Regions from separate parts of the Homo sapiens genome. Here region 2 is linked to region 1. The links are chromatin contacts, found by Hi-C or POLR2A ChIA-PET in ENCODE. All regions are on one chromosome and are shown on one strand. Each heading gives the region's core, a stretch centred on a gene start or an enhancer-like site at or near the end of the contact. The rest is flanking DNA. Distances are from core to core; before and after follow the strand shown. Region 1 holds the start of ZSCAN26 (zinc finger and SCAN domain containing 26). Region 2 has its middle 7.4 kb from the start of MOG.

Evidence for each region. A loop is a pair of places that touch in the nucleus more often than their neighbours do. ChIA-PET counts read pairs that join two places held with the same protein, here RNA polymerase II (POLR2A). Pooled maps may share reads with other maps.
Region 2: a pooled map shows a loop between it and region 1 (4-fold over the local background). The contact joins the enhancer-like site here to the promoter of ZSCAN26 in region 1. A Hi-C loop is called at or near these places in 2 of 50 pooled maps. POLR2A ChIA-PET finds 5 or more read pairs at or near these places in 2 of 52 experiments (activated B cell and activated CD4-positive, alpha-beta T cell).

The regions. Positions count from the first base shown.
Region 1 is chr6:28,265,533-28,269,224 of GRCh38, reverse strand. It overlaps ZSCAN26 (zinc finger and SCAN domain containing 26), which reads right to left and starts at 2,082. Exons shown (of 4, transcript NM_001023560.4): 1 at 2,012-2,082. RefSeq lists enhancers at 1,476-2,040, 2,185-2,244.
Region 2 is chr6:29,647,742-29,651,545 of GRCh38, reverse strand. No RefSeq gene overlaps it. Among named protein-coding and RNA genes, the nearest start is that of MOG, 7.4 kb to the left of the region's middle. RefSeq lists an enhancer at 2,354-2,974. Within about 2 kb of position 1,390, at least 33 of the 41 ENCODE cell types and tissues checked have a DNase peak (open chromatin) inside an H3K27ac peak, as active enhancers do.

The DNA.
Region 1 (3,692 bases), core at 833-3,332:
GCCACATACATATATATATACTGGTATCTATATCAGTATTGGTATATAAATAAACATGTGGTATGATGTTGATATGTATATATAGGGTATGATGTGTTTTTTTTTTTTCTTTGAAATGGAGTCTGCCTCTGTTGCCCAGGCTGGAGTACAGCAGCGCAATCTTGGCTTACTGCAACCTCCGCCTCCCGGGTTCAAGTGATTCTCCTCCCTCAGCCTCCCGAATAGCTGGGATTACAAATGCCTGCCATGACACCCAGCTAATTTTTGTAATTTTAGCAGAGACAGTGTTTCACCATGTTGGCCAAGCTGGTCTCGAATTCCTGACCTCAAGTGATCCACCGTCCTCAGCCTCCCGAAGTGCTGGGATTACAGGCATGAGCCACCGTGCCTGGCTGGGTATGAGGCTGAATTAGTGGTGAGTTCATTTCTATAATGTGATTAAATATATCAAACACAATATATAATAAATAATTTGATAAACTGTTTTGGGAGGAGCTCCATCTACCCAGCTATTTGAGCCAGAAAACTGACCATTCCTTCCTCCTTTCATATCTCATGTATCTGATCAATCAAGTTCTATTGATTCTATTGCTTAAATATCTCTCAAATCAATCCACTTCTCATCCCCTTTGCCATTGTCTTCTCCTACCTAGACCACTGTGACAAACAGACTGGTCTGAGACACCAATCTATTTTCCACACGCAAACAGTGATCATTCTAAGGAGGATATGAAATATTATTATGTCCCTGCTATGCCTGTTACATATAATGGCTGATTATTACCCTTAGGATCAAGTTCAAAACATTTAATATGGTTTACATTGTTTTTTGATCTAATAAAGTACTTTATTTCATCAAATTTGCAATACTCCTTCTTGCTCCTTGGCCCTTCCACAGCTTATTCCTTCTGCTTGGACCACCCTCCAACCCTCCAATTTTCTTCTTGTTAATGCCCACTCACACTTCATGTCTCAGCATAATAAAACAATGAGCCAGGACAACTATACTACATGTTTCACATATATTAATTATTTAACCCTCACACAACCCTATAAAGAAGACACTATTCCTAATTTCTTCGTGCAGAGAAGGAAATTGAGACGGGGAGAGTTGAAGAACTTACACGAGGTACCAAAGCTAAACCTCAGATCTTTTCTCCAGTATCTCTTGCACCCACAGGCCCAAAACCTTGGATTTATATTTGCCTTCTTACTGTCACACCCTACATCTGACCCAGTAGCAAATATTATTGTCTCTATTTTCAAAGCAGATCATAATCTGATCACTGGCTCAAGATATCCTTATCTCCCACCTGAATTACTTGGAATTTTAAAAAATTACTCTTAACTTTTAAGTTTTCTTGATTCCATTCTTGCCCACTTACAATCTATTATCATCATGAGTCTCCAAGTAAAGAAGCTTTAAAACATAAGTCAGATCATGTTTTCTTCTGCTCAAAATCCTCCAAAAACACACACCAAAAAAAGACAAAATTCCTTACACGATACAGTTCTCATTTCCTCTACACTCTTCCTCTCCATACCCCAATCTCTCTGACATCATTCCCTACAAAGGTCGCCTTTGTTCACTGCTCCAACCGCTCTGGTCTCCCCGTTATTCCTCAAATATGCCAAGCAAGCTCCTGCTTTAAGACCTTTGCACTTGCTATTCCCTCTACCTAGAAAGTTCCTGACCGCAAAAGCCACTTAGGTCTTTCCACCCACCTCCTTCAGATTTCTGCTCAAATATTACCTTCTCGGTGGCGCCTACCTTTAATATCTACTTAAAATTGCGCTGAATGGATGAAAAATATGCAGCAGAAGGTTGTACTCTGTTTACCAGATCCACAGCTTCATCACTCTCATAGGCCCCAGGGCCGACACCTCCGCTACGGACCCCGCCCCCTCGGTCGAGGGAAGATTCTCTGCACCCGCCGGGAAGCAGCTGCTCCCTAGGCCCCTAGGCCGCAGTTCCGCCCCAGCCCGGGGCCCAGCTCCAGGGTCCGCTCACCTGGTCAAGGGGCCTCAGAGGACCCAAACGCTCTGAAACAGCGTCTTAGCTCATCGCCGAGTGTCAGCTCTAGCTCTTCGGAGCGCTTTCTTCTCCGCTCTAGGAACGCTGGAGGACCTTGGCTCGATGGTGCTGCCGCTTAGGCATCGCAGAAGGAGACTAACATGGGTGCTGCCTGCTGAGGACGGCTGGGAGGGTCATTTCGTTGTGAGCTAAGATTGTTGGGGTTTTTTTTTTGTTTCTGTTTTTGTTTTTGTTTTCTCATTTTAAAGTGGATGTTTATTTTATTCATGTAAAAACAGGCCAGCTCCGTTGAGTGTTATCACAAACAGCCAACATTTTCACTTTGCTCACATAAATAAAACACACATACTTCGCCATTTTTCGCAATTTAGAAATTCATCAAACACAATGGCAAAAATAATTGTCAAAGTATTTCGAAAATTAAACTAAACAATGGACATACGTTTGGATTGAAAGGTTTAAGGTAAGAAGAAATTAGGGCTATTACTGTGAGAGAAAATAAATCAACAACACTTTGCAATCAATGTAAGTTTCAGGGGGAATAAAAGCAACAGATATCACTTTATCAAAATAAATTCTACAACAGAGAACAGAAATAGTCTCTCTTGCCCACAGTATCACAAACTGGGTTTTTATAGTTTTTGAATAAGATAAACTCTTTGAATGCTTATACATTGCTAGTGGGAATGTAAATTAGTTCTGCCACTGTGGAAAGCAATTTGGAAATTTCTTAAGGAACTTAAAACAGAGCTCTCATTTGACCCAGCAATTCCATTATTGGGTATATACCCAGAGGAATATACTGTTCTACCATAAAGACCATGCATGTGTATGTTCATCACAGCACTTTTCACAATAGCAGAAACATGGAATCAACCTAGATGCCCATCAGTGGTGGACTGGAAAAAGAAAATGTGGTACATAACACCATGGAATATCATGCAGCTAAAAGAATGAGATCATGTCCTTTGCAGCAACATGGATGCAGCTGGAGGCCATTTATCCTAAGCCAATTAACACAGGAACAGAAAACCAAATACTGCATGTTCTTACTTATAAGTGGGTGCTAAACATTCAGTAAACATGAACACAAATGGGAACAACAGACACAAGGACTTCTTGAGGGTGGAGGGTGAGAGGAAGGTGAAGATTGAAAAGTTACCTATAAGGTACTATGCTACCACTTTGGTGACAAAATCATTTGTACACCAAACCCCAGCAGTATGCACTTTATTCATGTAACATACCTGCACATGTACCCACTGAACCTAAAACAAAAGTTGGAAGAAAGAAAAAAAAACCTTTAAAAAATCTGAACAAACTTTTGTGTTTAACTGATCAGTTGACAGAAGCTTTGAAATATCATTAAATATACAAAACATTGTACTGACGTGTAATTTATTCAGTGTTTCAAGCATTGAAATTATCATAACAGAAAAAAAACAACCAGTTTCATTATCACAAGCAGTTATCTTTTCTTCTTAAGTGTCTGAATGTATCTTTGAAAGCATATTTTTAAAGTAAAAATTAAATATGTTTACTTTAAAACTTTTCATAAGGCCAACAAATCTAGTCAATATGTGTTACTAATTAGAAGTCAATATTCTTTCTTGAGAGGAAAACTCATATATCTTATTTTTTAATATCTAGAAAAGGA
Region 2 (3,804 bases), core at 141-2,640, 1.4 Mb before region 1:
GCCAGGGGCTGCTCTTTCATACTGCTTTATTTCTTTTTCTTTTCTTTCTTTTTTTTTTTTGAGACGGAGTTTCGCTCTTGTTGCCCAGGCTGGAGTGCAATGGCACGATCTTGGCTCACTGCAACCTCCACCTCCCGGGTTCAAGGGATTCTCCTGCCTCACCCTCCTTTGTAGCTGGGACTACAGGCACCCGCCACCACGCCCGGCTAATTTTTTGTATTTTAGTAGAGACGAGGTTTCACCATATTGGTCAGGATGGGCTCGATTTCCTGACCTCGTGATCCACCCGCCTCGTCCTCCCAAAGTGCTGGGATTGCAGGCATGAGCCACCGCGCCCGGCCATACTGGTTTATTTCTTTTTCTTTTTTTTTTTTTTTTTTGAGACAGAGTCTTGCTCTGTCGCCCAGTCTGGAGTGCAGTGACACGATCTCGGCTCACTGCAAGCTCCGCCTCCCGGGTTCACGCCATTCTCCTGCCTCAGCCTCCTGAGTAGCTGGGATTACAGGGGTGCGTCACCATGCCTGGCTAATTTTTTGTATTTTTTTAGTAGAGACGGGGTTTCACCGTATTAGCCAGGATGGTCTCGATCTCCTGACCTCGTGATCCGCCCGCCTCGGCCTCCCAAAGTGCTGGGATTACAGGCGTGAGCCACCGCGCCTGGCCTACTGGTTTATTTCTTTAAGTAACACATACAGTGTAGAAAAATTAGAAACGATATGGAAAAATGTAGAGAACAAAAAACTAATTATGTTCTACCAAAGGTTTAAATTTTATCTATCAACATTTTTTCCATTTTTGTGTATTCCCTATTGTTAGTCTGAGATTCACCAATATTTTTATCTTTCAAAAGGAAAAACATTCAGCTTCTTGTGAGTCAAGTGAGTCAGGCACTGAGGCTTGCCCCTCCCCCTCCCCCCTCACCAAATGGGAATGGGTTTGCGCTGATTTTAATCAAACTGCTATGGGTTGTCCTGCGTAAGAGGCTTTGGGCTGTTCTGTAGGTCCCCGTGGGGTAGAACAGTTGGGTGCAAGACTCTGAAGGCAGATTTCAGCTCAAAAGAAAGAATTTTCCCTCCTTCAGAGCTGTCCAACCGTGGTGGGAATGAGTGGGAACTACGGGAGTGAGCTTCCCATTCCTGGATTTTCCAGCCAACATAGAACTGGAGGTTAGGCCACATTATCCTAATATTTTTGCCTAGCTGTAGGATGATACAAGAATATACATTTTCCTTCCCCATCTTCTCCCGCTTTTCCTCGCCTTCTTTCCATTTCTTTGGCCCCTTCGCTTTTCGCCACCTAGCGGCAGAATCTTGCTAGGTAAGGACCAGGAAGCTCTCCCAATCTGACCCGCAACAGCTGACGTCACGACTTCGCCACCGAGAATTGGTTGCCAGCAGCCTTTGGGGGCGGAGAATAAGGCGCAGATTATAAATAGGTCAAAGAGAGGTGCCTGCGAGCCGCGCAGTGACACCCCGTTCCTAAGGGCAGAGCTTTTCTTGCCTTTCGCTTCAGACCCACTGCACTTGGTTACGTGCTTTTCCTCCGCTGTCCGCTTCGTTTATCTGCTTTAACCCAGCCTGGGCTAGGTAGGCCTGAAGCCTATAATGTTGCTTGGCTGTTGCTCAGGAGAAGAAAGGCCCAGGTGGCCAGTTTGGCAACTGGCACAGTCCCTGTGAGCACCCACCTGCTGATGGTCCTTCTGTCACTACGTAGTCGCTCCGACGCCAGGAAAGTGCGGTGGTGGCCATTTTGGAACTGGGCAACTTTCACTTCGCCAATCATCTTGGGGTCTGGCCACCACAGTACTTTTTTTTCATTATTATTCTGGCAGAGAACACGTTATGGAGGGATAATTATGTAGCCTAGAATTTCTAGAGTTGTTTCAGGACTCATAATATCCTCATTCCAGAATATGAGAATATAGAAGCTTGGAATACTCAGATGCAAATTCCAGCACCACCCTTTCCTAATTGATTGAGGAACACATCTGACTCTAGTCTACGGTCCTGTGGAAAGACCTGTGACCCTAGGCAAAGAGCTTAAAGAAATCTCTCTTTTTTTTTTTTTTTTTTTTGAGACGGAGTTTTGCTCTTGTTGCCCAGGCTGGAGTGCAGTGGCGCGATCTCGGCTCACCGCAACCTCCACCTCCTGGATTCAAGTGATTCTCCTGCCTCAGCCTTCCGAGTAGCTGGGATTACAGGCTATGCGCCACTATGCCCGGCTAATTTTGTATTTTTAGTAGAGATGGGGTTTCTCCATGTTGGTCAGGCTGGTCTCGAACTCCGACTTCAGGTGATCCACCCGCCTCAGCCTCCCAAAGTGCTGGGATTACAGGCGTGAGCCACTGCACCTGGCCATGAAGAAATATCAATTTATTTAACTGCAAAATGATAATTCTGTCACCTCGTGGTGCTGATGTGAGGATTAAATGAGACAAGGTACATAAAGTGCTTAGGCCTGTGTCTGGCTCCCCCAAAAAACATAACACCTCTTGTGCAGCACCTGTGCTTAGAATGTTAGCCAGTGAGGGCAGGACTTCGTCTTATTTTCCCTGTGCCCTCCTGGGCATTGAATAGTGAGGGATACATATTAGAATAAGTTTGCTGAAAGAATGAATGACAAAGAATCCCTGCCTGTAGGTCTTCAGCCTTTGTATTCTATTATCTTTTAGGCTGTAGGCTCACCCTCAGGCATCTTCTTGCCACTCTAACCCCTATAGGCTGATAATTACACCTTTACTTGCTCTAGGTCACAGCAATCTGTTAACTACGAGATTAGTATTTTTATTAGTATTTTTGACTTTTTTTTTTTTTTGAGACATGGTTTCACTCTTAGAGTGCAGTGGCGTGATCTCAGCTCACTGCAACCTCCGCCTCCCAGGTTCAAGCGATTCTCCTGCCTCAGCCTCCTGAGTAGCTGGGATTTCAGGCGCCCGCCACCACCCTCGGCTAATTTTTGTATTTTTTTTTAAGTAGACGGGGTTTCGTCGTGTTAGCCAGGATGATCTCGATCTCCTGACCTCGTGATCCGCTCGCCTCGGCCTCCCAAAGTGCGGGGATTACAGGCGTGAGCCACCGCGCCCGGCCTAATTTTTGTATTTTTAGTAGAGACAGGGTTTCACTGTGTTGGCCAGGCTTGTCTCCAACTCCTGACCTCGTGATCTGCCTGCCCGCCTAGGCCTCCCAAAGTGCTGGGATCACAAGCGTGAGCCACCGCGCCCGGCAGATAATTTACTTATTATTTCATACACCACCTGATATATTTTCACAGTGAGCATATGGCCTTTAAAATAATGATTTTTTTGTTGTTTAAGTTACAAACAAACCTGAAAAAATATTTGCTTTTTAGAAATGCTCAGTTTCTGAAGGGACCTAAGTTTGCCTTGTAACTGGTACCATCTAATGGTCAAACTGAGCTATTGCGCTGAGGTTGGATACAGGAAGCTAAGGGAAGACAGGGATGTGGGAAGTTCAACAGGGGTATGCTATGGAATAGGGTGATAGAACTTTGTGGATGACATACCAACATCACTTGCTGAAGTTGTGTAGAGCTTATTCTTACTGAAACAGTAATCCAGAAATTAACTCATATCTAATGACTTGGTGGTATAGCATACCAACACTTTTATGCCAGCCACTGGAGAAAAAGTGTGTTCCTATAGCATTTTCACATTCTGAAAACATTTGTCTATGATTGTATTTATTTCTCACAATAGTATGTGAGTTAAAGATATCAAATAGTTTTATTCTTATTTTACAGTTGATGAAATTGAGGCCAGACGGGTTGTGACAGGCTCAAGGTCAG